Linked DNA regions of Homo sapiens: region 1 is linked to region 2. Evidence: chromatin loops called from intact Hi-C (ENCODE). Cell type or tissue: Caco-2. All regions are shown on one strand. Links, peaks and the distances in the headings refer to the core of each region. The heading gives the core; the rest is flanking DNA.

Region 1 (9,939 bases), core at 1,940-9,939, 150 kb before region 2:
TGAATTGCAGCTCTGATACTTCCTAGCAGTGTTGGCTTAGGGAAATTTCATCATCTCTCTGATCTATTTCCCATCCATGAAACGCGGTGCTATTCAGTCCCTCCTGCACAAGGCTGTTGTCAGGGGTGGGTGAGATGAGTCTAAAGATACAGTGCCTGGGACTGAGTCTAACTTAGGTGTGGTTCATTAAGGTCAGCGTCATGTCATTGCTTCCTGGTGGTAGCCTCAGACTCTTTGCTGCGCCTTGACCCGTATCCCTAACCCCACAGCCATGTCCACTGTTGGTGGGAACTCAGAAGGTGCCCCCTGTGTCTTCCCCTTCACTTTCCTGGGCAACAAATATGAGAGCTGCACCAGCGCCGGCCGCAGTGACGGAAAGATGTGGTGTGCGACCACAGCCAACTACGATGATGACCGCAAGTGGGGCTTCTGCCCTGACCAAGGTACGAGGCCCTGGTCATTGGACAGAGACCCTGGACATTGCCCTTGCCCCTAAACTTGCTCCAAAAACCTTCCTGAGACCTCACCCACTTCAAGCATAGACACTGCCCCCCAGACACCCACCTACCCAGACCCGCCCACCTGGGCTGAGACAATGCCCATCTCTGGTGGAGCCAAGGTCCCTGCTTAGATCCTGCCCATCCAGGTGGAGGCACAGCCTCCAAAATCAGACCCTGGTAGACCAGATGCTGCTACTCACCTCCTGGGTAAGAACTGGCCTTCCTGAGGGGTCACTGCTCTTGTCTTCCCCTTCAGCCACCCTCCAGGCGGGCTTGTGACTACCAAAATTGGCTGAATTCTGAGCACAGATTACCAGAGAGACAATTCTCCTAAGAGACATTCCCACTGCACAAAGAGGTGCCTTCAAGGAGCTGGTAGGCAGTAGAAGAAAGGAAAAAAGGAAGAGCCTCATGCTTGATCTGACACCATGGTCCACGCAGCCCTGGGGGAGCCCCCAGAGCCCTCTCTCCCCCATCAGTCAGCACCATCTGTTACCAGGGTGTAAATGGTGGGTCCTCGTCAGTCCTGGGTGCTGAGGATGGAGCTGACTGGGACAGCTCTCTGCCCCCTAGGACTCACAAGCTCAGGGGAGAGAGTGACCAGGAGACAGCTTGTGACCTTACTATGTGCTCAGTGCAGTGAGCAGGGTGCTTGGGGCCCTGTGCCCAATCTAGGCTACAGAGCCCAGGGTTGCAGGGTTGCTTAAAGCTCCCTGATGGCCCATAATGGCCAGGTCAGTGGGCAGGTCCAGGGCCTGTCAGAATTAGGCAAGCCTGTCTTTATGTTGCTTTCATTCTTTTTAATCATCATGAGATGGAACTTGGCAGATGTCAGTGGACAGAGGCTGGCCAAAGGAGGTTTTCTTATCCCCTGCTAAATTCCTTGCTAGGACACAGTCTGATTTTACCAGCTTAAAGGTGGGATTCTCCACCTTCCTGAGTGGTTCAAGTATCCAGAGCTCAGTGGCTCACCCAGGGTGAATATTATAGTCTCCTGGGGCTGCCATGACAAAGTGCCACAAACTGATGGCTTGAAACAAACCCCATGTATTCTTTCATGCTTCTGGAGGCTGGAAGTCTAAAATCACGGCGTCAGTAAGGCCATGTTCCCTCTGAAGGATGCGTCACTCCAGTCTATGCCTCTGTCATGACATGGATGGCCTTCTTCCCCCTCTGCTTGCCTCTCCTCCTTTTTTTTTTTTTTGAGACGGAGTCTTGCTCTTGCCCAGCTGGAGTGCAGTGGCATGATCTCGGCTCACTGCAACCTCTGCCTCCTGGGTTCAAGTGATTCTCCTGCCTATTTCCAAATAAGTTCACATTCACAGGTCCCTAGGGTTAAGACTTGGGCAAATCTTTTCTGGGGGGACGCATTTAACCACAACAGGGTGTGACACAGGTTTTGCTCGCTGGCTGTGGCTCAGCCTGTGCAACCACGCTAAGTGTGAAAGGTTTTTACTGCTTTCACCTGGGCAGAAATGGTGGCAACATGGGGCCAGCCTATCCCCACTCTTCTTACCTCTTCAGAGAGGCTGAGGAGCTGGGTTTGTAGAGCTCATCTTTTATAGAGAGACATAAAAAGCCAGGAAGCAGGATTTTAAAATGAATGGGGTTTTAAGTAGAAAATTCGCAGATACTACTTGTTCTGTTCCTTTATAGCACACCTGTCCTGATACTGACTTGGAAAGAGACAAGAAGACTTTGGCTGACCCCACTTGGAAACAATAGGCACTAATCCCAAAATTGTGTATTGATCCCAGAATTCTCAGGAAAAGAAAAAAAAAATCAATACATGCCGCTTCCAGGGTTCTCAGCCTTACTGTGGGGCTGTCCTCAAAAGTCTGCATCACTGGGTCAGGTCTTGACTTCTCTCTCATCTCTCTTCCTGTCTTTCAACCCTCTCTCCTCCCTGCAACCCTCAGGGTACAGCCTGTTCCTCGTGGCAGCCCACGAGTTTGGCCACGCCATGGGGCTGGAGCACTCCCAAGACCCTGGGGCCCTGATGGCACCCATTTACACCTACACCAAGAACTTCCGTCTGTCCCAGGATGACATCAAGGGCATTCAGGAGCTCTATGGTAAACCTCCGGGCGGGGGTTGGGGGTGGAGGGTGAGGAGGGGGGAGGTCATGTAGCCTGGGATGGAGGCCCAGGGGGTGGGACCAGCAAGATCTCATCCAGCCAGGAGTGCTGGAGACGAGGGCAGGAAATGGGAGTGTTGACCTGGTCTTGGGAAGGCAGAGCAGCTCTCCAAGGGGATACTTGGATAACTCTTCCCTATCCGAACAATGCTAATATCCATGTCACTCTTAGCGCTCCATTTCTGGGTTTCTCCCATTTTCTAGGTGAGTAAGGTCACCTGGTGCAAGGTTACACAGGTTTGAGCAACCCAGTGGAGTTTAGAATCCAGGAGAATAGCCAAGTACAGGACAGAATTTTCCATCATGTGGAATGACCTTAACAATACGGGGGTGGAAGTTTCTAGTTTTCATAATAAGCTTTGATTTTTAGTATGTAGTAGAAACAGAACAACCAGTGCCTTAAGCCAATTATTTATTTATTTATTTATTTATTTATTTATTTATTTATTTATTTATTGTTGGTTCTTACAGTGAGGCTAGAGTTTAAAAAGTCAGTTCATTTTTAAAAAATATTTAATGGTCCAGGTGATATCTGAGCCAGGCCAAAATAGTGAAAGTGGTGCTTGAGTGATGAAGTTTGGGGACTGCTAGACTCAGGAAAAAGCCCAAGGTCTGCCGTGAGGGGTGCTGGGTTCAAATGTGGCCTCTGCCCTTCACTAGCTGCAAGATATTGTGTAAGTCTTTATACCTCTTTGGACTCAGTTTCCTCATCTCTAAAATAATTGCTTATCATGAAAAGTGCCATACTGTCAGTTCTGGACACACCAGCGGCCCCCTGACCGCCCTGACTCTTGTGGGCATAAGAATCTGAGCTTTGGGTTTGAATCCTTGGGCAAGTCACTCAACTTTTCTGGGCCTCAGTTTCCTCACCTGTGAAATGGTGCAATCATGATACCCCACTCCCAGGGCTATAGAGAGGACTGATTTGGGTGATGTCAGTAAAAAGCATATATAAAGTACAAAGGGCCCCAGGACTCCCCAAGTCCAGGCATCTTCTTGTTACCTTACGGAGCTTACACTAAGGCCAGAAGGCGATTTCTTCTGACTCTTAGATGGTTGGGTGGGCACCCCTGGGGGCTCACCCTAGTGGGGAGAACCTCTGGAGCTGCAGAGAGTCTAAGGTCAGGTGTTCTCCCCAGGGGCCTCTCCTGACATTGACCTTGGCACCGGCCCCACCCCCACGCTGGGCCCTGTCACTCCTGAGATCTGCAAACAGGACATTGTATTTGATGGCATCGCTCAGATCCGTGGTGAGATCTTCTTCTTCAAGGACCGGTGAGTGCAGGAGCTTGCTTCTTGTCCTCCTTGTCTCCTGTCCTCTGCTCTTATACCATTATTCTTTTCCCTCACTCTTCGCTGAAGACTCCGCCAAATGCTTCCCAGAATGACCTGAATTAGGCAGTTTCTGCTGTGTATCAAACAACCTCCAGGTTTCAGTGGATTTGCACCCAAGCATTTTGTTTGCTCTCTCATAGTCTGTGGGTCTACTAGTTATCTTGACTTTCAGCTACAGTTTGGGTTCAGGTGTGCTCTGCCTGTTGTTCTCATGGGATTAGCAGCTACTCATGGCAGATGACAGGGTGCAAGAGGCCAAACTGAACTACACAAGCTCATTTAAAGCCTCCACTCACATCTTGTCTGAGAATATTCCACTGCCTGAAATAAGTCACATGGCCAATCCCAAGACCTACCCTAGAGGGTAGTACTGCAAAGTCACATGGAAATGCATATGAATGCATAATCCTAAAATCAAAATGGAGGGAAGAATTGGGAACCATAATTCAGTCTACCACAGGCCTTCTAGAATGGCGTTGCCCTCAAATGGCCAAATTACTCTGTGTATGGGTGGTGAGTGACTGCAGAGTAGAAAGAGGTGGTATTCTTCATGCTATAGATAAAGATCACCACTCAGTTGACTAAAGACTGAGGTTTACCCTAATGCCCTAGTTCCCTGGAGAATGGCAGGCAGTATCTAGGACCTCATTAAAGGGTCTGTCCTTCCATTCTTCTATCATCCATCCATCTACCCATCCATCCATCCATACCTATATCTTTCCATCCATCATCCATCCAGCCAGCCAGCCATCTATTATCCATTATTTATGATCCAGCCATCCATTATTCATTATTCATCCATTTATTCATTCATAGAGTATAGTAGTTGAGAAAATGGACTCTGAAGCCAGATTCTCTGGGTTAGAATTCTGTAACTGCTACTTACTGGTTATGTAATCATAGACAAGTTAATTAAGTATCTTCTTTGTACCTTGGTTTCCTCATTTATAAAATGGGGCTAATATTCCAACCTATCTCCTAGGGCTGTTGTAAGGATTAGATGAACTTAGTGCTGAGAACAAAAACAATGCCTGACACAGAGTAAGTGTATTCATATTAGCTATTGTTATTGACAAATAATTGTTTGGCATCTACTGTGCCAAATACTTTGCTAGGCTTTAGTAGCTGGAGGAGGAAGAATGATGTTCTCGGGACAGTGGGGTGGGGGGCTGCTAGATCAGTGTTCTCAAAGACAGGCGCATGGGCCTCCTATAACAGAACCATCTAGAGTGTGGGTATTAAAAGGTGGGTTTTCTGCCCCAGCTTCAGACCCTCCTGACTGGAACTCTGGGGCTAGGCCCCAGGAATCTGCGTTTTAGCAAATTCTCCCAGTGATTCTGATGCACATTAAAGTTTGTGCATCACAAGTCCAGTTTGAGAAATAGGCATGGAGAACTGACATGGCAAGATGAAAGAAAAGTGATCGCAGAGGTGTTAGGTGCTTTTGTGAGCACGTCCCAGTCAAGGAAGGCTTCACAGATGCAGCAGCATTTGAGCAGAGCCTTCAAAGGAGAAGCAAGAATCTGATGGGGGTGACAAGTTAGGAGGTTCTTTGAGACAGAGGGACCTGCAGAGCCAAGCCATAGTGATGTGAAAGTTTCTGGATTAGCCAGTGAGAATCTGGTGAGGCTAGAAGATGTTCCATAAACTTTCAGGAAGAGTTTCCTCTACTCTAGGCACTGGGCCAAATTCTGGGGTGCAGATGCCTTGCCCTTCACAGGGTCTGCTGGCCAATGGGGAAATGGCAAGAATGCAATGAGAGATGAGACTTAGAATGTAGTGAGAAATCAGGTCCCGTCAGGCCTCGAATGCCCAAATCAGGATATATAACAGCAGATGTCAGCACTGCTCTGCAGTTCCCATTGTAAGGATCTGGCAATGTGCTTCATCTGGAGCTCCTCCCACTAAGAAAGCCCTGACCACACATGCAGATCTCAGATGTGTGGGGCCTAGGAAAGGATGCAGAGCCCAGACCCAGGCTGGAGCCATCCCTGGCCTACCACATCACAGTTTTCTTTCAAAAGGAACGTGATGAGTGTTTAATGGGTTTATTTGATTAACCAGTAAATATTAAACTTCAACCATGAGCAAAAATTGCTGCTAGGCACTGGTGAGGGTGGGGGTCATGAAGGACAGTATTGCAGGGTGATTAAACTCAGACTTTGGAGTCAGATCTGGATATGAATCTTGGTAATAACTAATTTATTTAGTCATTGATGTAGTGATAACTAAGTAATTTGAATCCTAACCTCTCTGAGCTTCATTTGCTAAATAAAAATTGTGACACCTTCCTACGCTAGGATGTTTTTCTGCAAATAACAGAGACCATCCCTCTGCAAACTCAATCCAGCCTAAACAGTAGAGAGAAATTGCTTTCATTTGGTACAAAGTCCAGGGGTAGAGCTGCCTGCAGGGGCAGAGAGAGGGTCAGTGACTTGATGTCTTTGTCCACTGCTAGCCTCTGCACTTACTTCATCCTAAGGCCGGTTCTACCTCATGGTCACAAGAAGGTTACCAGTGGCAGTTGGGGCTCTAATCCCTGCCCTCTCCCAGGAAGCGAGAGAGAAAGAGACACGCACAGATACACACACACAGACCCCCAGATGTGAAATACAAGTCTGTGTGTTCCGTCTTTACACCACTGTAAGTCATATGGCAACTGCTGAATCAGTAACAGTGCTAGGGAATGCTAAACTCTGATTGGCTTAGACCAGTAGTTCTCAAACCTTGGCATGCGTTAGAATCATCTGGAAGGCTTGTTAAAACACAGATTCTGGGCCCCAAGCCCAGAGATTCTTATCTGTAGATCTCTGTAAGGACCCAATCATTTGCATTTCTAATGAGTTCTCAGGTGACGCAGATGCTGCTGGTCAGGAGACTGCACTTTGAGAACCAGTGGCTTATACCAATCAGTATCTACCCCTAGAATGGGGGTAGGGGACACAGGGTCAGAGGAGGTGAAGGCTGGATCATAAATGTGGAGTTTTGTGAAGAAGGATGGTGGGGAAATAGATAATTAATGCTAGGTAGACCATCCAGAGTGCATGCTGTCTTAAAAGATTGTGGGGATTAAATTACAAGGCACATAAATAAAGCACATGGCATTTAGTAGGACCCTCAATAAATGATAACTCTTACTCTTGACAAAGTACACAAATTCATTTCATTTTAATTCAGGAAATACTTGAGTGTCATCAGCTCCTGCCCCAATTGGCCTCTAATCAAATAGGAGAGTTAAGACAAACAGACACTACTGTTCCAGGCACTCAGAGTTGATGATTTTGAGAGGCTTAGAGAGGGAAAACACAATATGGATGGAGGTAGTCAGGGAAGGCTTCCTGGAGGAGGTAGAGGGAGAGAACAGGGTAGGAGGATGTTTCTCAGCTCCAGCAGATTGCAGACAGGAACTCTGCCCGTTCTCCAGTCCTTCTCCAACCTTCCTTTGATCCTGCCTCCCACTCCCATCATGGAATCATCTCTGGGATGTTTCTGGGTGGGTTTGGGGGTGTGTGTGGTTCGAGCTGCAGGGTGACTGAAGATGTGGTTTCCTGTGCCCCCTTGCCTCCTGCCAGGTTCATTTGGCGGACTGTGACGCCACGTGACAAGCCCATGGGGCCCCTGCTGGTGGCCACATTCTGGCCTGAGCTCCCGGAAAAGATTGATGCGGTATACGAGGCCCCACAGGAGGAGAAGGCTGTGTTCTTTGCAGGTGTGTGGGAAGCACCCTTCCTTGGCCCTCAGCTCCACAGGGCTCTGCACCAGGGCTCCTGGGTGTCCCAGGCTCACTCCCCCTCTCAAACCACAGTTCCTATGCACCCGTGGGTGCTCCCTTTCCTTTATGGATTCATTCTTTCAACATTATTTCCTGAAGTGCGCAGCTCCTCTGGGAGATTGGTTCCGACACCCAACATCAGATAGCATTAACCCTCAGTGTACACATTTCATTTTCTTAATTCTTTTCAATCCGTCTCATTTCTTTTCTAGAAGAAAAAAAGTCTCAGTTTAGTGCTGGTGTGTCCCTAACGCCTTTGTAGTGATACAGTCTTTGGCAGGTAACAGTTTTAGTTCGAATGTTTTAAAGAATATTTGTTTTCATTTTTACTTTTAGACATAAATTGGTTTTAACAGAGGCAGTTAGTTATAATAGTGTGGAGTTTCAAATCAGGACAGAAACGGATTATTCAGTAACTGATATTTTGACAGTCAAAAAACATTTTTTAATAAATTTATTTTTAAAGATTTCAAAATGAATTCACTGAAAGCAGAATGTTAAGTAAATAATAGTACAGGGAGCCCCTAGAAGTGGTAGAAATCATCAAGGTGAGGTCTGTATGGCTAAGGTTTACTCATTTAACATTTATTGGAGCATTTCCATGCGCTGGGCTTTGCCATACCCTGGGGATACAAGCTCTGCCTTCGCGATGCTCACAAACCACTCAGGGAGACAGACAGCTGGGCTCTTATGAGGGGTAAAGAAGGATTTAGGAGGTCCCTGTCCTGGTCTGAGGTGGGATCCTAGAGAAGATAAAGGCTCAGCCAAGACTATTGTCTCCACCACCTGGCTCCCACCTCCCCCAATCCACCGTAATCATGGGTCCCGGAGAGGACAACTGCTGGCTCCTAGGGCACCTTTTTGCAAATTAGCAAAAGGTGCCTCTTTATGACAGCAAGGCCCTTAGAGTGCACGACTTGGTGAGCAGAGTGTGAGCTGGATTTATCCCCCAACTCATGTCCTTGACCAGGCACCTTCTGTAATTGACTTCTAAAGCCCTCTGTGTGAGCCCTGATTCTGGGCACTGCAACCAGGAGTGAGCAGGAAGTTGCACTCTGTTGGGAATGGCTGCAGTGGGGCCCGTGGACAGACAGATGATGGGAGGAACAGGCTGGCCTAGGGCATGTCAGCACCAGCCAACACACCCTTTGCTTCCACCCCAGGGAATGAATACTGGATCTACTCAGCCAGCACCCTGGAGCGAGGGTACCCCAAGCCACTGACCAGCCTGGGACTGCCCCCTGATGTCCAGCGAGTGGATGCCGCCTTTAACTGGAGCAAAAACAAGAAGACATACATCTTTGCTGGAGACAAATTCTGGAGGTAAGGGAGGGCGGTGGGTAGGACAGCAGCACAGTTGGCTGCGAGAGACAGAGAAGCCGCCCTGAGGCTTCAAGCCTCCTGGGCTGAGTTCAGAGGTTGGTGGGCTCTGGATGCCCTCTCTCTGGTATCTAACCTCTTTGGTCTCTGGCACCTCTGAGATGTTGCCAAAGGTGAACCATTCTTGTACACATTGCTGATATAATTCTGGTGGAATATCCTTTCTCTTTGCAGAATTCTTTTGATTGGCCCATGTCTGGTCTGGACCCTCACATTTTGAAATGACTCACTGAAGAAGGGGGTAATAAAAATAAAGATAATAACTGCTCCTATTGACACTATGTGTCAGAGACTGTCCCAAGGGTTCTATGGGATAGGAATTATTATTCCTCCCATTTTACAGATGAGGAAACCTGGGTTCAGAAAGGTTAGGTAACCGTGGCTGGGCACAGTGGCTCACGCCTGTAATCCCAGCACTTTGGGAGGCCAAGATGGGTGGATCACTTGAGCTCAGGAGTTCCAGATCAGCCTGGCCACATGGTGAAACCCCATCTCTACTAAAAATGCAAAAAAATTAGCTGGACATGGTGGTGCATGCCTGCAATCCCAGCTACTAGGGAGACTGAGGCAGGGGAATCACTTAAACCTGGAAGACAGAAGTTGCAGTGAGCTGAGATCATGCCACTGCACTCCAGCCTGGGCAACAGAGTGAGACTCCAACTCAAAAAAAAAAAAAAGAAAAAAGAAAGGTTAAGTAACCAGCTTGGAGTCACATAGCCAGGTAGGGACAGGTTGGGATTTGAACCCTGGCATTCTGTCTCCTGGGAAAACATGTTAGTCTTCACTCTTCACTACTATTCTATACCCGAGATGGT
Region 2 (8,000 bases), core at 1-8,000:
TTCTGCAAATGCAATATCTTCATTTAAAGACTGGTCTGTAAGTGGCACTCCGCACACAGTTGTGCAATTTATAGATGATGGCATGGGGTTCTGGAGGCTGGCTCCAGGGAGATGAGGTTGCATGGACCTTAGGCATTGCAGACCACAAGACTCCTATGGATGGAAATAAAAGCAGCTACAGCCACCAGCAGAGAAATCTCTTCTTGTTTGTTTGTTTGTTTGTTTTGTTTTGTTTTGAGACAGAGTTTCATTTTTGTTGCCCAGGCTGGGGTGCAAAGGCATGGTCTTGGCTCACTGCAACCTCTTCCTCCTGGGTTCAAGCGATTCTCCTGTCTCAGCCTCCCAAGTAGCTGGGATTACAGGCACCCGCCACCATGCCTGGCTAATTTTTTTGTATTTTTAGTAGAGATGGGGTTTCACCATGTTGGCCAGGCTGGTCTCGAACTCCTGACCTCAGATGATCCACTCACCATGGTCTCCCAAAGTGCTGGGATAGAGAAATCTCTTCTAAGCAAGAGAGTTGTGCACACAGCACTGGACAATTTGCCGGGTGGGGCATGAGCTGGCTAAGGCATTGGGAAGGGGCTGGTGAGGATGGTGGTCAGAGGCGCCTGGCAAACCTCAGATTCTATAACATTCAGACCAGGTCCATTTCCTGCTGATGACCAAGTGGACTCTCAGAAGCCATCAGGAGGGTGCTCGGCTCATCAGGGGAAAGTCAATTCCCTGGGGCTTTCACTTATAACTTTGTTTGCAGATAGCAAGCCTTTTCCGCCCGGCTTCTCATCCTGAGCCTTTCTGCCTGTAACAATCACATTATTTAATTTAGATGAGTGAAGTTACCCTAGATCAATTATACTTATTTTTCCTGTGTAATTTCCAAAGCTTAATATCTCCATTCGGGCCCAGCCTGGGGGACAGGTTGTCTAGCAGAGTCCTAAACGATTTCAGCCTTTAATTCAATTGTACTTTTACCATAGCCCAGCAGCGAGCATAATTCTTTTATCCCTAAGATGTCTCATTAGCAATAATCTAATAGCACATATTAAAATATAGGTCACTGAGGTGGGCTGCCAAGTGGAAGGCTTGTCATAACTTTGAAGGTTGGACAGCTGCCTTGGTGGGACTTGGTCCCCCAATAACACACCACCCTGACTCTAGGCTTAATTCTAAAATGATCAATAAAACACAACAAAAACAGCTTACTTTCTGCAGTTCAAGGTTAAGAACCGACGTTGGCTAGGAAATAGAGCTGTGGGGTAGGGTAAGGCAGAGGGGAATGTTCTTGCCAACATGACGTAGTAGGAAAGATCTCCGACCTCAGGAACTTGGGCTGGAACCTCATCCCAGTTGTGCCGTGAACATGCAGACTGACCTGCAGTACAGCTGTTATGGCCCTTGACCTTGGTGTGCACACCTGTAAAAGGGGAAGATACTGGGCTTAAAGCCAATGTTTCCTGAATTCTGGCACTCCCTGATCAACTTGTCCTAGTATGCATTTGATGTTTTCCTTTAAATCAACTCATTCTTCTTAATTAAACACATTTGTTTTAAAAAGGAAGCTCAAGTATCAACATGGAAAAACCTCAAGAATATTTGCAGGAGGATTCATGCGGAATAAGGCCAACTGTATAAACTTTAAACATGCACAAAAGTGATGCGTAAAAATGGTTTAGACAGGCAAAATAAATCTAGGGGGTTCAAGGTCCAGATAGCAGTTACCTTTGGGGAGGAGGGAGATGTTGACAGGGAGGGGCAACCAGGGGGACTCCTCAGATTCTGGTCATTTTTTTAATGGCCTGGATGTAGTTTCATGAGCGTTTTTACTATGTAAAAAGTGCAGTTATAATTACTTCAATTTTCTGTGTGTTAAGCCTCATACAAATATATATATGTTTTATATATAAAAATTTATATATATGTTTTCATATATAGTTTATATGTATAAAATTTTAGGAATATACGCAACATTTTAGGTATATGTAAATGTACGTGTGTAATTTTAAGTAATAATATATACATATCGTGTATACATAGGTACATATGCAGTATATGTATATATTGAGTATGTGTGCATGTGTGTATATAGTATGTATATTGATTATTCTTAATAATATATATTTATATTTAATAATAAATACATATTGTTATATAATTATGCATTATATGTATGTATACCATACATTTAATATGTGCTATTAGGTATGTATTATGTATGTATTTAGTGAGGATTATTCCCAAATGTGTATCTAAGCTTTCACTATCTGGCACCTATGAACACTAGAGAGCAGGTATCTAGTGAGAGCAGAAATACTCTATAGTGACAGTGTAGATACATGCTTGGGAATTATCCACATTTTTTAAGTTAACAGTAAGAAATAATGAAAGAAATTTTATACTGTCATCATGTAATAAATAAAAAACCAAAATCACATGCCATAAATAGATAACTAAAAATAAAGCAACGAAAAGAAAGCACTGATAGGAGATTCTAGTTTCATGCGGTTTGGGCCTGAAAGTTCTGACCCAAAGCCTGGCTTCCTTCTGTTGAACTGGGGATTAGTAAGTTAGAGTCATTACAGACACATGAACACCAGATTGAGACTCACTCCTTCCGTAATCAGGGCTAAAAAAGCATGAAAAGCAGTGGAACTTTCTCCCTCTGTGATTCAAAGTAATTCAAATCAGGGCCTGCATAGCCCTGAGCCATTGCCCCTTTTCCTTGGGGCTGTACTTCTCTACTTCAGGAGAGATCTGCAAGGTCCCTCCAAGCTCCAACTATCCTAGCTTCTAAGGGATGCGGGCATGGCGAAAGGTCTTGTTACAGGTGGGCTGGAGGATAGGGAGAAAAAAATGGGAGAGACGCTATTAGCAAAATTGGAAAATTTTGAAACAAAGCCCCATTCCTTTCTCCAGCTCCCCGGACTGGTTCTCACAAAGCCTGAGCCAGAGGCAGGGGTGGGCAGGCACACACTCCTTGGAGGGCAGCCCCCAGCCTTCCCAGACACAGCCGTTCCACCTGCCTCCTGGGCTACACTGAGCTGGAGCCTGACTCCTTGAAGTGCGTGTTTGTGGCTCTGGGCCTGCTCTTGGGCCACACGGAATATATGTGCAGCACCCCCTGGTGACTGCATGTCCACTCCTGAGGCCAGCAGGTCTGTCCCTCAGTCTTCTCCTAAGGCCTAAGTCTCTCCACCAACTGCCTGACCTGACTCTCCCCAGGACATGCACTTCAGCTTTAGCTTCATGGCCCACATCCACACGTGGGCAGTGTAGACCAGCTGCCAGTCCCCTTACAAGAGAACTGCGTGTGCTGGAGGGCTCAGTGAGGATTCCTGTGGCCCTTGGAACAGGCAGGGTGGCCTCATGATGACCTCTCCCCACCTTTGTTATCACCAAGGATCCTTCCCAGCCTGGATCCTCCCCTCACTGCTGCCCCAACCTGGACCCCCAAGTCTTCCCAGCCTCCTCATCAAAACCTATCTTTCGTGCACCTCCTTCCTTCAGAGTGATGCCAGGGCAATGTTCAACTATCTGCTCTGAGAAATGTTCCAAAGAGAGGACGTAGGTGTGGGAAGACCCTGGGACCACGTGTCGGAGCCGGTTCTGATCTCTTGCTCTGCTACTACCCTGTGTAATTTTGGGAGTGGAAGTGAGGCAGGGAGGTACAAAGTGGGGCAAAGAAGTGGAGGGTTCTTCTGCCAGCTACCTGGGAGGAAGGGCAAACCTCATGACACACAGCATTGAGGGGAGACTGGCAGTGGATGCTGAAGACCTGGAAGATGCGCAGGACAAAGGCAAAGGGGGCAGAGAAGAAAAATAGAAGAGAAACAAAATGGGCCTTGGGGCAGATCCCAGAACTGGTGGGAGGGGTGGATCTAAGGGCTTGAGGTGGGAGGTGAGCCTTGAAGAGGGAAGGACTCTAGCTCCTTGAGGGGAAAGGGCCAGAGGAGATGGTGGCTGACAAACCACAATGTCTGGGTTCAGAAATGCATCAGCCATGGCCTCAAGTTTCCCAGCCAAAAAGAGTGAGCAGCCCTACTGAGAATAGGGAGCTCGAGCAGAGAGATGGAGTGAGGCAAATGAGGCCCAAACTGGCAACCGCTGAGCCATGGAGATAGAACAGGGGTGAAGAGCGTAAGCCCTGGAGCCTGCCAGGATCTGGGCTCAAACCCTACCCTCTGTCCCTCTCTAGCCATGAAGTCCAGGACAGGACGTCTAACCACTTTCAGCATGGTCTTCAATCTGTAAAATGAGAATAATGATTGTCTTGTATGAAATGATACTTAGCATAGTGCCCACACCCAGTTTGCTAAGTGAATAGAACTGCCAAGTGTATAGCAAATGTCTATCGTGTTTATAGTACGTGCTAATCACTGCTGATGCACTTTGCAGTCGCTGATGCATTTAAGCCCTCCAACTCCCCCAACAGATAGATACTATCATAAGCCCAATTTTATTATCATTATTATTATTGCCCAGGCTGGAGTGCAGTGGCATGATCATGCCTCACTGCAGCCTTGACCTCCTAGGCTCAAGCGATCCTCTCATGTCAGCCTTCCTGAGTAGCTGGTACTATAGGTGTGCACCACCACGCCCGGCTAATTTTTGTAATTTTTGTATTTTTTTTGTAGAGTCAGGGTCTTGCCACGTTGCTTAGGCTGGTCTCAAACTTCTGGGCCCAGGCAATCCACCTGCCTCGGCCTCCCAAAGTGCTGGGATTACAGGCGAGAACTACCACACCCGGCCCTAAGACCCATTTTATAAGTGAGAAAACTGAGCCACGCATCAGCTCGAGGTAGCAAAGCTTGTAAGTGAAAGTCAGGATTTGAACTCCCAGGCAGTACAGAAGTTGAGTGCCACTACTCCTGCTGATCACATTAAGGGAGCCAGAGATCAAGGGCCTCCTAAGAAACTAGGAAGGGAGGGTGGTGGTATTACCAGAAAGAGGGGTAGCAAATCATTACCCTGCACCCTACCTCCTAGTTCCCCTGTCCTTACCCAAAGACCACCCAGCTTTCATTTTGAGGGCTGAGAATACAAAGGAGGCAAACTTCTGAAGAACATGTTTCAGGTAGGTGTTCTCTGTATGTAGTCCACAGAGGGTGAACTACTGCGTGTACCACCATCACTAAACAACTTAGTAGGTTCAGGATCCTGGGCACGAATGCAGAGCAGGACCAGCCCAGACTAGGTGCATCCCCCAGGCCTTGGCTTCATTGCAGACAACCTTGAGCCAAGGCCTCATGATTCCCTTGAAGAGGGTGCAATTCACACCTCTGTCCCTTCACTCTTCCACGCCTCTGTTCTGGGGTATTGATGGATGCTCCTGCTACCTCCTAGATGGTACCCTAGACAGTGAACGTGAAGCAGCTTTTCTCCCTTCCATGTCTCAGAAGGGACCCATTCATGACTTCATGGAATAGACAGCCCAGGCAGGAAATGGCTATGTTTTTTGCCAAGCAGTCAGAGCAAAAGGAGGACACACCAGTTTGAGGGGAGAAAGGCATTCAAATTGGGCAAAGCTGAATTGCCCACAAATTGCCACAGCCACTCTCAACTTGGGACAAAGGTTATGAAACACGTCACTAATACTGGAGTTGTTATTTTTTTAAAGAGCAACAATTATTTATTTTACTCATGAGACTTCATTTGGGGCAGGGTTTAAAGGGAATGACTTGTTGATGTTCCATGATGTCAAGGGTCTCAGCTGGGATAACTTGGTTGGCTGAAGCTAAAATGGCTGGGGGACGGCTGGACATTTCTTTCTCTTCCTGTGGTCTCAGAGCCTCTCTCTCTGCGATCTCTCCAGCATGGCAACCTCAGGGAAGTTGGACTTCACACATGGAGACTGAAGGTTCCAAGAGAGAGTCATGGGCAGAGCTGCAAGGCTTCTTTTACTTACCTCACTTGGAAAGTCCCAGAGCATTATTCCTACCACATTCCACTGCTCACACAGAGCCATCCCTGACATGGTGTGGGAGGGCATTCCACAGGGGCCTGAGTATTGGGAAGTGCAGATCACTGGGAAGCCATCGTGGGTGCTGGCTATATGATTTCTTTGCTTTGGGCATTACCTTACTGAATAGATTCTGTTGTGATTTCACGTTTACCATTTTATTATAGAGGCTATTGCAAAGGTTATAGATGAAGAGATAAGTAGGGTGGCTTTTGGGGGAAGGGGATTGGAGCTTCATGCTCTCCCTGGTGCACAACCCTCCAGGAACCTCCCCGTGTTCAACTATCTGAAAGCTCAAGTTATTTTTTTTTAAACAAGAATATACATGCCACAAACATGCAGATTCCTGGCTCCCACTGCAGACCCACTGAATTCAAATTTCTGGGTTGGGGCCCAGGAATCTGCACTTTTAACAAATCTGCCAGAGGCGTGAGCTGTAAAAGTGGAAAAGAGGCAAAAGGCCACTAGGAAGAAAGAGTGACTTTGAGGACTCAACTGCCACTGCATTGTAGAGGCTAAAGAAATGTGACCCTTCATACAGTGCTACCCGCTAATTATCTTCACAGGTGTTGTCATCCCCATTTTATAGTTGGGAACGCTAAGGCTTAGAAGCCAAAAGTCACCCAGCCAGCAAGTAATGAAGCTAGGCTTTCAACCCAGCTTTTATTTTTTAAGTCCAAAGGCCACAGTTGTAATAGTTATGCCAACCCATATTTGCTATTTTATCCCAGTCTTGTAATTTGAAGTCAGATAAATCTAAATTAAAATTCTGGAGAAGATCCCTGCCTCCCACAGACATAGAGAAATTAAATGTTTTGATAACGACAACAATAAGAAGTAACATGTATGTGATACCAGGCATTGTCTAGGTGCTTTACATGTATTTACTCATTCAATTCTCTCAGCAATTCTATGAGCTAAGTGCCCTTATCCTCCTCATCATCTTATCCATTTCACAGATGAAGAAACTGAGGCCAGGTCTGGTGGCTCATGCCAGTAATCCAAGCATTTCAAGAGGCTGAGATGGGTGGATTGCTTGAACCCAGGAGTATGAGACCAGCCTGGGCAATATAACAAGACCCCATCTATACCAAAAGGAAGGAAAGAAGGAAAAAAGGAAAGAAGGAAGGAAGGAAGGAAGGAAGGAAGGAGGAAGTGAGGGAGGGAGGGAAGGGAGGGAGGGAGGGAAGGAGGGAAGGAGGGAAGACGGAGCGAGAGAGAGAGGGAGAGAGAAGGTAGGGTAGAGGGAGGGAGAGAGAGAGAAAGAAAAAGAAAGAAAGAGAGAGAGAAAGAACGAGAGAGAGAGAAAGGAAGAAGAAGAAACGGAGGGAGGGAGGGAGACAGAGAGAGAAAGAAAAAAGAGAAAGAAATAAAGGAAAGAGAGAAAGGAGAGAGAGAGAAAGAAAGAAAAAAGAAAGAGAAGGAAGGAAGGAAGGAAAGAAAGAAGGAAAAGAAACTGAGACACAGAGAAGTAGGGGAACTTGGCCAGGATTTCACAGATAGTCCACAGTGGAGTCAGGATTAAAATTCAGGTTAGTGGCTCCTAAGTTCATGCTTTTAGCCTGGATACCATTCTGCCTCTCCAGGCTCCACAAAAGCTTAATTTGCTGTTTCCCAAGAATAGACATCAGAAGGCCAGTGAGACAAGTAAGAAAGAAGTGGGAAGATAGCTGTAAGAATCACTTTGGTCCAAATATATTCCTGGTGAAGCCATTGGAAAGTGTTTTCTGAGCAAAAAGAAAAGAGCTCAGACACTAGAGGGCAATCATTTTAAGAGACTCTGAGATGGATTTCATGCAGGAGTTTGCAAATTCTCCCCAAACTCTATTTAAAATGCTGTGTACATTAGAGAAGACAAATACATGGAAACATGTACTGTGTTCTTGGATGGGAAGACTAAACACTGTGATGATGTCAGTTCTCCCTCAAATTGATCTGTAGATTTAATGCAATAACAATTGAAATTCCAGTGGTGTTTTTCATGGAACGCTGCAAGATGGTTCAGAAATTTGTAGGGAAGAGCATGGCCAAGATATTTCCA

The links. Hi-C counts contacts between places; a loop is a spot of excess contacts. Peaks named below come from ENCODE experiments on the same cell type or tissue, not always from the same donor. Only the 100,000 strongest peaks of a DNase experiment are listed, where the experiment ranks them.
Region 1: it touches region 2 in a loop (2.5-fold over the local background); 6 of 110 quality-filtered maps call a loop at or near these places.

What each region holds. Positions count from the first base shown.
Region 1 is chr16:55,489,382-55,499,320 of GRCh38, forward strand. MMP2 (matrix metallopeptidase 2) reads left to right here. Exons shown (of 13, transcript NM_004530.6): 7 at 270-443; 8 at 2,420-2,575; 9 at 3,777-3,912; 10 at 7,545-7,681; 11 at 8,908-9,067. Among named protein-coding and RNA genes, the nearest start is that of LPCAT2, 15 kb to the right of the region's middle. In Caco-2, for the core only: no CTCF peak of the experiment used is centred there; a DNase peak (open chromatin) is centred at 5,850.
Region 2 is chr16:55,640,274-55,648,273 of GRCh38, forward strand. No RefSeq gene overlaps it. Among named protein-coding and RNA genes, the nearest start is that of SLC6A2, 12 kb to the right of the region's middle. RefSeq lists a silencer at 3,004-3,298. In Caco-2, for the core only: no CTCF peak of the experiment used is centred there; a DNase peak (open chromatin) is centred at 3,095.